2 separate regions of the Homo sapiens genome follow, and region 2 is linked to region 1. Evidence: read pairs that join two places in POLR2A ChIA-PET (ENCODE). Cell type or tissue: HepG2. All regions are shown on one strand. Each heading gives the region's core, and the rest is flanking DNA. Links, peaks and the distances in the headings are about the cores only.

The links. Peaks named below come from ENCODE experiments on the same cell type or tissue, not always from the same donor. Only the 100,000 strongest peaks of a DNase experiment are listed, where the experiment ranks them.
Region 2: POLR2A ChIA-PET joins it to region 1 with 5 read pairs; 3 of 35 experiments call an interaction of 5 or more read pairs at or near these places.

The regions. Positions count from the first base shown.
Region 1 is chr11:77,310,619-77,315,093 of GRCh38, reverse strand. It overlaps the pseudogene TOMM20P1. Among named protein-coding and RNA genes, the nearest start is that of GDPD4, 11 kb to the right of the region's middle. In HepG2, for the core only: no CTCF peak of the experiment used is centred there; no DNase peak of the experiment used is centred there.
Region 2 is chr11:77,457,375-77,461,849 of GRCh38, reverse strand. All of the region lies in intron 1 of PAK1 (p21 (RAC1) activated kinase 1), which reads left to right. Among named protein-coding and RNA genes, the nearest start is that of PAK1, 14 kb to the left of the region's middle. RefSeq lists an enhancer at 4,409-4,468. In HepG2, for the core only: no CTCF peak of the experiment used is centred there; a DNase peak (open chromatin) is centred at 2,319.

The DNA of each region.
Region 1 (4,475 bases), core at 175-4,174:
GGGAAAGTGAGCACACAGGAACTGGTGAATCTTACAAGGCTAGATTAGGGGTGTACATAGCTCTAATTCCTGGTGCTATTTGCAACTACATGTATTTAAAATCCAAGGAGGTAAATACCTAGAACACATTAAGCCCACTGATTTAAACAAAACATTTCAAGACCGATATACAGAAAGTGAATGAAGTTGTTAACACAGGACAGCAGCATACCTCACATATTTATGTCTAAGAGATTAAATGGAAATAAATGATCGCTCAAAAATTTTAATGCTAGTTTTCACAAACACAACCAAGTTTACCAAATTTCCGGATTTACAGCAAAATGTATGAGCTAAAAAAGTGTGCATTCTTCAGTTTCTCCTATACTTTTTTTTTTTTTTTTTTTGCCTATTTTCAAAACTGACCACTGGGTATTTTTAACATAAGCCATGTCATATGTAAAGTTTAACTATGTTTCTGGAATAAACAAAATCCATAATATTTCAGTAACTCATAGTGTATTTATAAAATGAAAAGTTCTCTATCAAAATATACTTTTCACTGGGAAAAAAATAGACAAATGGATCTACACAAAGTAAACATTAACTTTGGTAGATTTCAGTGTAGTTCATAACAAGCATATTTGCCCTTATTCCCCTGGAGCTGCTCAACTACCAAGAATTATATATATATATATATATATATATATATATATTTTTTTTTTTTTTTTTTTTTTTTTTTTTTTTTTTTGAGACAGAGTCTCACCCTGTCATCCAGGCTGAAGTGCAATGGCATGGTTTCAGCTCACTGCAACCTCCGCCTCCCTGGTTCAACCGATTCTCCTGCCTCAGCCTCCCAAGTAGCTGGGCTTACAGGCGCCCGCCAACACACCCGGCTAATTTTTTGTATCTGTAGTAGAGACGGGGTTTCATCATGTTGGCCAGGCTGGTCTCGAACTCCTGACCTCATGAGCCGCCTGCCTTGGCCTTCCAAAGTGCTGGGATTATAGGTATGAGCCACCGCGCCCGGCCTTAAATATTTTTAACTGAGATTTTATTATGTTGACATTTGTTTCTCATTCCACATCATCTTCAGCCAAGCTCTAAGCACTTACAATTCTCTAATTGTTGGGAGCTTAGTCAGAGGCATCTGGAACACTGGTGGTGGAAGAGTTTGCTGTAAGACCTGCAGTAACTGCTGTGGCTGTCCACACACAGCAATTGCATTTGTCAGATGGTCTACACCCTTCTCATATTTACCTTGAGCTAGTAACTCTTCACCAAGCTGTGTTTCTTCAAGGAAGAATTTCTGAACAGCGTCAGCATCTTTAAGGTCAGGTAACTTGGAAAACCCAGCTCTCTCCTTGGGAAGCTTCTGTTTCTTTCTTCGTTCTCGAAGCCTGTTCTTGAAATTGGGGTCACTTCGTCTTTTGTGGTAAAAGTAGATGCAGTACCTGATAAAAAGGGCCCCACATACACTGGCGGCGATGGCGCTCTTCCGACCCACTGTCTTCTCTACAACGCAGAGCGTGGACGGTGGCGGCAGGGACTGCGAAGGAGCGGTGGGCCACGAACCCTTAGGGCGGAGGGCGGAGGGCGCTGCTCATACCCAACGCCCGTGGGCCAGGACTCGGAAAGCCTGAGAAAACTTTTAAAGTGTTCATGTGATTAGATCAGGCTTGCCTAAATAATCCCTATTTCTAGGTCAATTGATTGGAGAACTTAATTACATCTGCAAACCCCTTCACCACAGTACCTAGATTGAATAACTGGGAGAAGGTATGTGTACACCAATGGCTGGGAATGTTGGTGGGTCATCTTAGAATTCTTTCCAGCTGCCGGGTGTGGTGGCTCACACCTGTAATCCCAGCACTTTGGGAGGCCGAGGCAGGTGGTTTGCCTGAGGTCGGGAGTTTGAGACCAGCCTGACCAGCATGGAGAAACCCTGTCTCTACTAAAAATACAAAATTAGCTGGGCATGGTGGCGCATGCCTGTAATCCCAGCTACTCAGGAGGCTGAGGCAGGAGAATCGTTTGAACTTGGGAGGCAGAGGTTGCAGTGAGCTGAGATCACGCCATTGCACTCCAGCCTGGGCAACAAGAGTGAAACTCCATCTCAAAAAACAAAAACAAACAAACAAAAAAAACAGAATTCTTTCCAACACATCCTGCAAGGGTCCATCTGGACTTAGGAATTAGGGGATGAGAAAATAACTAGAGTAGTACAGCTGCACTGCAGGGACCTGAACCTAGATATACCTTTCCACACCTTTGCACTTTTTTTTTTTGTTACCCTGATTCTCTTTGGTAGTTGGGAATTCTGCACAATGCCCTATACCAAGAGTGGGCAGACACCAACCTGAAGGCACTGCTGTCTCATGGCTATCTAGTGTAGCTGATCTATCTGAGGTCACACTAACACCTTTATCCTGCATTTGATGTTATTATATACCTTGCCACATGGGCACTGTGCTAGCTTGCCCTCACCCTTGGGTGCAAGTAAATGCAGTTCAACTACTATGGGGTCATATAAGAAGACAGGGGGTGATGGGGCTACTCCTGTTTTCCTGTTAAGGTGATTGTACTGGGCCAGATGTTATAGATTTTTTCAGAAGAAGCCCCTCACCAGAAATAAGGGAATACCTGAAATTGTAGGAGATAAGTGGAGGGAAGATGCACTACCTTGTTCTTAGATCCCTCTGGGAGGATTGTCACTCAGGCTATCCCACATTCTTCCAGGCATCTCTGATTGGCTGCCAGTGGCTCCTTTGCTAACCTGTCACAATATTGGATCAGCCATCAGTTACTACCTGCAGCAGGGGAGAGCTGGAAACAGTCTAGTGTTTCATAACATTTTACCACTTCCAGCTTCCTCTCCTACTCTGTTGAATTACACTAGACTACCCACCTGCCTGTGAAACTGTCAACAATGGACTCAGGTCTCAATGTCTAGCTTGTCCTCATCCTCTTGGGATGACACAGAATTCCTGGTCATTGGGAAAGGCCTGAAAGCAATCCAACAGGCCTCAGTTAGCCTCTATCCAAGCCCTGTAACCATGACTGTTGTCTTTACTCCACACAGTGCATGCATGCATGTGCACACACATAACTTTGGACTGGACCATGTGTCTCTCCTAGCTTCTTCCTGTGTGGCCAAATGGCCTTGTTTGCCTCCAGAGACCAAGACCTACAACCCTGAGGTAAATACTCAGCTGTTTCATGTTTTCTGGGATCTTCGGGCCCCCACAGCCACAATCTGGCCTAGATACGAAGGAGAAAACTTCCCAGTTGCCAGTCAGGGAGGAGGACTAGGAGTCACAATGTAGTCATATTCCTGGCCAGGAGTAATTGAAACTAAAGACAGTAATAGAAAATCTGCAGTCATTCTAGGCTAAATAGCTAATGGGACCCGTCTAGTCACCCAGTGGATTAGCCTGGACTCCTTAACCAGGGTGGTTTTATTTTTATTTATTATTGCAGTTGCTACTAATGTTAGTATTTTAACCAAAGTGGATTTAGATCATAGAATTGATCTTTATAATCTGACAGACAAAGGGTGGCCTGTACCCTAATCTACACATCTTATTGTTTATGGATTGTGATTAGCAGTAAGTAAAATAATCAGTATTCTGCATACAGGAAAAGGCATATGGTTGTCTAATGGTTATCTAACTCCCATCAGAACTCTGGTACCTCTTCTCTTGGCCGAGTCTGGGCCCCCTTAGCCCTTGACGTAGGGTAGGACTATTCATGGCTTTCTCTATTCCAGTGATTTTCAAAGTGTGGTTTCTGGACCAGCAACATTAGCATCACCTGGGAACTCCTTAAAAATACTAATTCTCAGGGCCCTCCATGGATCTGCAGTCTGTGTATTAATAGACCCTTCAGGTATTTCTGATATAGCTCAAGTTTGAGAACCACTGCCATAGTTGCTGTATTAACCATTCTCCATAGTTGCCTATAGGTTGAAGTGGCATATATTACTGATGGAACAGGGTATGATGCATAGAGGCCACACAGAGATTGGAGGTGGAGAACTGCAGTGGTGGAGAAATACGGCTAACTTGGGCCTTCCCTACAGGCTGGCCTCCCAGAAAAGGAGTTGTCCTTCAAGCTCCATGGAAACTGGCTACAGCCAATGCTTAAGGCAATCAGTCTTAGTAGAATGCTGACCAGGCCACTTGTCTGCCATAACAAGACGTAGACTTTTGCCCCTGCTATTGTCAGGAGACAGCCTGTGCACTCCTAACTGATAAATGAAGTGGTGTAACGGACCAGAGGCCACGGTTCTACCAGCCACGTCATGTATCTATTGGATTGCTGCCCTTGTCAGGCCAGCTATTCTTTGATGTTTCAAGCCCTTTACTCAGAAAGGTGAAAAAATAGCCTTCCTCACTGGCATTTCGGGGCTTACTGGATTAGGAGACACTACACCATCATATTCAGGCAAGGACCAGGCTCTCTTTCATTCCTGTGTGCTGACTCCAAATGGAATG
Region 2 (4,475 bases), core at 221-4,220, 150 kb before region 1:
TCTTTTGGATTAGTATGGGTTTCTTTAAAGTGCCACACTATTCTAATAAAGCTTAACATGAATAATGTGACTTTGTTCCATTAAAAATAACAGGGCTTTGTTTCACAAACTTTTGAATCAATTTAAAATTTAGTTATGATGCCATCCTGACAACCCTTTTCTGTTTCCTTTTTTGGTGTATGTAAACATACATAAACATACATGTAGTTGTAATCATAATGTAGACCTAAGTTTGTTGTTTGCCCTTTTTTCTTGACTTATACACATTCCCGCATGTTACTCTTTAGTCTTCATTGTAAAATTTAAGATGATGTTCCATAATTTACCCGAAACTATTGTGTCAGTCAATGTTCTACTGGAGAAACAGAACCAGTAGAATAATTCTTTCTTAGAGAAACTTCAGTTTTGCTCTTAAAGCCTTTCAACTGATTAGATGAAGTCCATCCAGATTATGGAGGATAATATTCTTTACTTAACGTCAGCTGATTGTAGATGTTAACCACATCTGCAAAATACCTTCCCAGCAACATCTACATTAATGTTTAATTGAATAACTGGGGACTATAGCCTAGCCAAGTTGACACATAAAACTATCAGGTGTAGGTTTTTAGGTTTTTCTTTTCCTATTATAAATTATACTGTAATTTTACCCAATAGCACTGCATATAGCTTTCTCCTTTCAAAGATTACTTCTTTAGAATAAATTTCTATAGGTGGGATTACTGGATCAAAGGGTAGAAGACCTAATGGGCTCTTGACAGGATTTGACATTTGCAAACTGAAAAAACCACTACAGCCTTTCTTTTGATGATTTCTTCAGGAATTGGCCTATTCAACTGACTCATTTACCTTTTCCACAAGCCTAGTTTTCTGCCTGTGTTTTCTATCTCTGGAAATAATTGCATGCTTTTCCTCAGAATTGTCTTCAGTTTTACTCTTATTCTCCTTCTGCCACTTTTTTTCTGCCCTTTACCTCTCTGCCCCCACCCTCCAGACTTTGCCTCATATATCACAGATGAAATAGAAGCTTCATATTCCTACTTAGAATTTACTTGGATTTGTACCCATTCCTTCCTTTGCCCCTTCTTTTACAATGAAAGAAGTCATTCTGTTCTCTTGCCTCATCTCTTCTTCGCTTGCTCCTCCACATGTTTTTAGATTGTTTCCCATGGTCCCATTTTAGAAATCTCGCTTTATGGCATCTTTAAATTTTGCCTTCTACTGAGTTACCCTAAGCATCATTCAAACATTCTACTTAAAGGAAAATAATTTTCCTTTTCTTCACCAAAAAAAAAAAGTGCTCCTGGGATCCCATGTCAGCTTCTAGATAAACCCTATCTCTGCTTTCCTTCAAAGCTAGTCTTTTTAAAATAGCTATTTACAACTTCTACTTCGAGTACCTTACCTCCTATTTATTCTGCAGCCTACTCCCCTCCTGTCTCCACAACCTCATCATAACTGCTCTTGCTAAGGCCATTAATGATGTTCATGGTGCCAAACTTAACTTTAAAAAAAAAAAAAAAAAAGCAAACAAAAAACCTTATAGCCACAGATGTACCCAATAATCCTGTACCTCAATGGCTGGCTGGCTGGCTGACTCCCTCCCTCCCTTCCTCCCTTCCTTCTTTTTTTTCTTTCCTTCTTTCTTTTTCTCTCTCCCTTTTTCCTTTTCATCCCTTTTTTTTTTTTTCTATTCTACAGAGTTTGAGAAAGTCTGTCTCTCCTCAGGGCCTTCACACCTGTTCTTTACCCCTGGTTTGCTGTTCGCAATTCTGGCTTCTCCTTCTCATTCAGTAAACAAATACTCATTGTCTACTGTAAACCAGGACCTTTCTAATCTAAAGAAGAGCCCCACGCCGGGCGCGGTGGCTCACGCCTGTAATCCCAGCACTTTGGGAGGCCTAGGCAGGCGGATCACGAGGTCAGGAGATCGAGACCATCCTGGCTAACACGGTGAAACCCCGTCTCTACTAAAAACACAAAAAATTAGCCAGGCGCGGTGGCGGGCGCCTGTAGTCCCAGCTGCTCGCGGGGGTGGCTCAGGCAGGAGAATGGCGTGAACCCGGGAGGCGGAGCTTGCAGTGAGCTGAGATCGCGCCACTGCAGTCCGGCCTGGGTGAAAGAGCGAGACTCCGTCTCAAAAAAAAAAAAAAAAAAAAGAAGAAGAAGAGCCCCTCTGTTTTCCTCTTACAGCACTTTGTTATTTTCTGCGATGGCATTTATAATGATTTGTGATTCTGTATTTATTTGACTCTTGGTTATGTCTAGACTTTCAACTCCATGGAGTCAAAGGTCATGTCTTTTGGTCACCATTGTACCTCATCACTTAGTACAATGCTTGGAACACAGTGAGGCTTGTAAATATTTGCAGAATGAATAAGCTCTTGCTATCAGTCCAATGGATTATCAAGCCTTGTTAGTTTTATCTCTGTAGTTTTTTTTACCAGTTTATTTTTATTTCTCTATCCTTTCTGCTCTGATTTAGACTGTAATCATCTCTTCCCTTGACTTTTAGTAACCTATTAACTAGTGTCGTGGCAACCAGTCTTTGTGCCCTCTTATTTATTCATTATTCTGCCTGGAGTAATTTTTCTGATCCTGTCACTGTTCTTCCCAAAAGCCATCAGTGTGTCTCCATTGTTTATAGGATAATATGTAAATTAGTTATTCAGGGAACTTAATAATTTGACCTCACCTACCTCTTCAGCATCATCTCTTCTAACCCTACTCTATCTCTCTAAATAGACAGTTTCAGTTTCATTCCATTTCATATCATATTACCCTGTTCCCTCAGCCTGGAATTCTGTTTTCCTCTATGCTTTTAAAACTCTTTATTCCTCAAGATGCAACTTGGATGCCAGTTCTTCCATGTAGGCTTCCCCAGTTTTCATCCTCCCATTTATGATTTTAAGTTCCTAGAGGGTAGTACTTTGTTTTGTTCTTTGCTGTATCTTCAGTATCTTGATCAGTGCCTGGCATGTAGTAGGCTCTTAATACATATTTGTTGAAAGACTGAATAAAATAATTTACTTTTGCACTCCCTCGACATATATTCATCAAACTTTCTTGAATTTTCGTAGTACTCTCTCCGTCCTTTGCACTATAATTAGTATTGAAGTTCATTTGTTATCTATAGGGACTTATAAAATTAGCCCCCACTCAAACATTCCTCCCTGCTCACCAGTAAGGTCTGTACATTCACCCCTCTTTGTCAGTAAGTGCTTTTCTAATGGTAGGATTATTAACATTGAACAATGTAATGCAAGTGGATTCTAAAATGAATGTTGAAAAAATTTAGGAAGTTGAAATAAGGCAATATTGGATAATGGCCTGAATCACACGCACAAAAATCACTGACAAATGAGGATTAGGTAAATTTAGACCAATTTAAAATTGAAGGGAGAATTAATGTGGGTAATGACATAACAGGACATTCGGAGGACAATGATTTGAGTAACAAAGGATTAAAAGAGACCCTTGGGAAAAATTGATGAAGCTCTTGAATATTTTTATAAAATTGATCCTCTTATCGATATGTTTTGAAAGCCAAATGTGAAGTGACGGATGTTCTTTGTTCTAAGAATTAACTTTGTGGGCAATATAACAAGTTTTATTAAATTAGGAATTATAAACATTTTAAAATGTTTGTCTTGATAAATTAAAGGCCCCATCAACATTTTAAAAAAATTTACTAAGAAATTTTGGTCCCTTGTCAGTTAACTTTAAGTGGTATTTTTGGATAGTAGTTATCCTCACATAACAAGAATCCCCTCTATGTATGCTTATTCCTCCATTAGATTTAGTTCCCTGAGATTGGGATTGTGTTTTTTAAATTATATTCCTATGATGGCTACCTCAGAGTCTGGTACATCAGAGATGCCTAATAAATGCATAGAGATAAGAAGTGAATAATAATTGAAGGGACTTGGTAAGGGTCCTTGAAAGGTCCTGTCTGGTACAGAGCTTATACAGCAGGTATATGGTAGCATTTGACTGTCATGCTTTGTTAAGACCAAAAGGAAAACCTGTCTTATTCTTCCTTTTCCCAGCTCCTGCCTAGTGTGTATTTTAATATTCAGAATCTGTTCTCTGCCTCAGTAGCTGTTATTCTCATTGTAATTCTTCCTGGAGATTGAGATGGAAATGAGAAAGGCTTTGGGCTGCCGACTGGGTGTCCACATTCATGAGAACTTAGAAATGAAGAGGGACCAAATGCCATGCCTGACCTAGACAGCTTCAGGTCAGCCAATTGTTGCTTTCCTGCCTCTCCCTTTGTTCTCTGTGCCTCTAGCCTCCTATCTGCTGGAGGTTTGTGCTACAGCTGTTTATGCCAATTAATGTAATGCTAATGCGCCCCTTAATGAACCCATGGAAGCACACGGTCCCAGCCAGTGAATAAGAACTGCAGAGCCGCAGCCTTCAAAGCACCTTTTTACTAACAATTGGACCAGGCACCTGAATATCTTTTCACATTG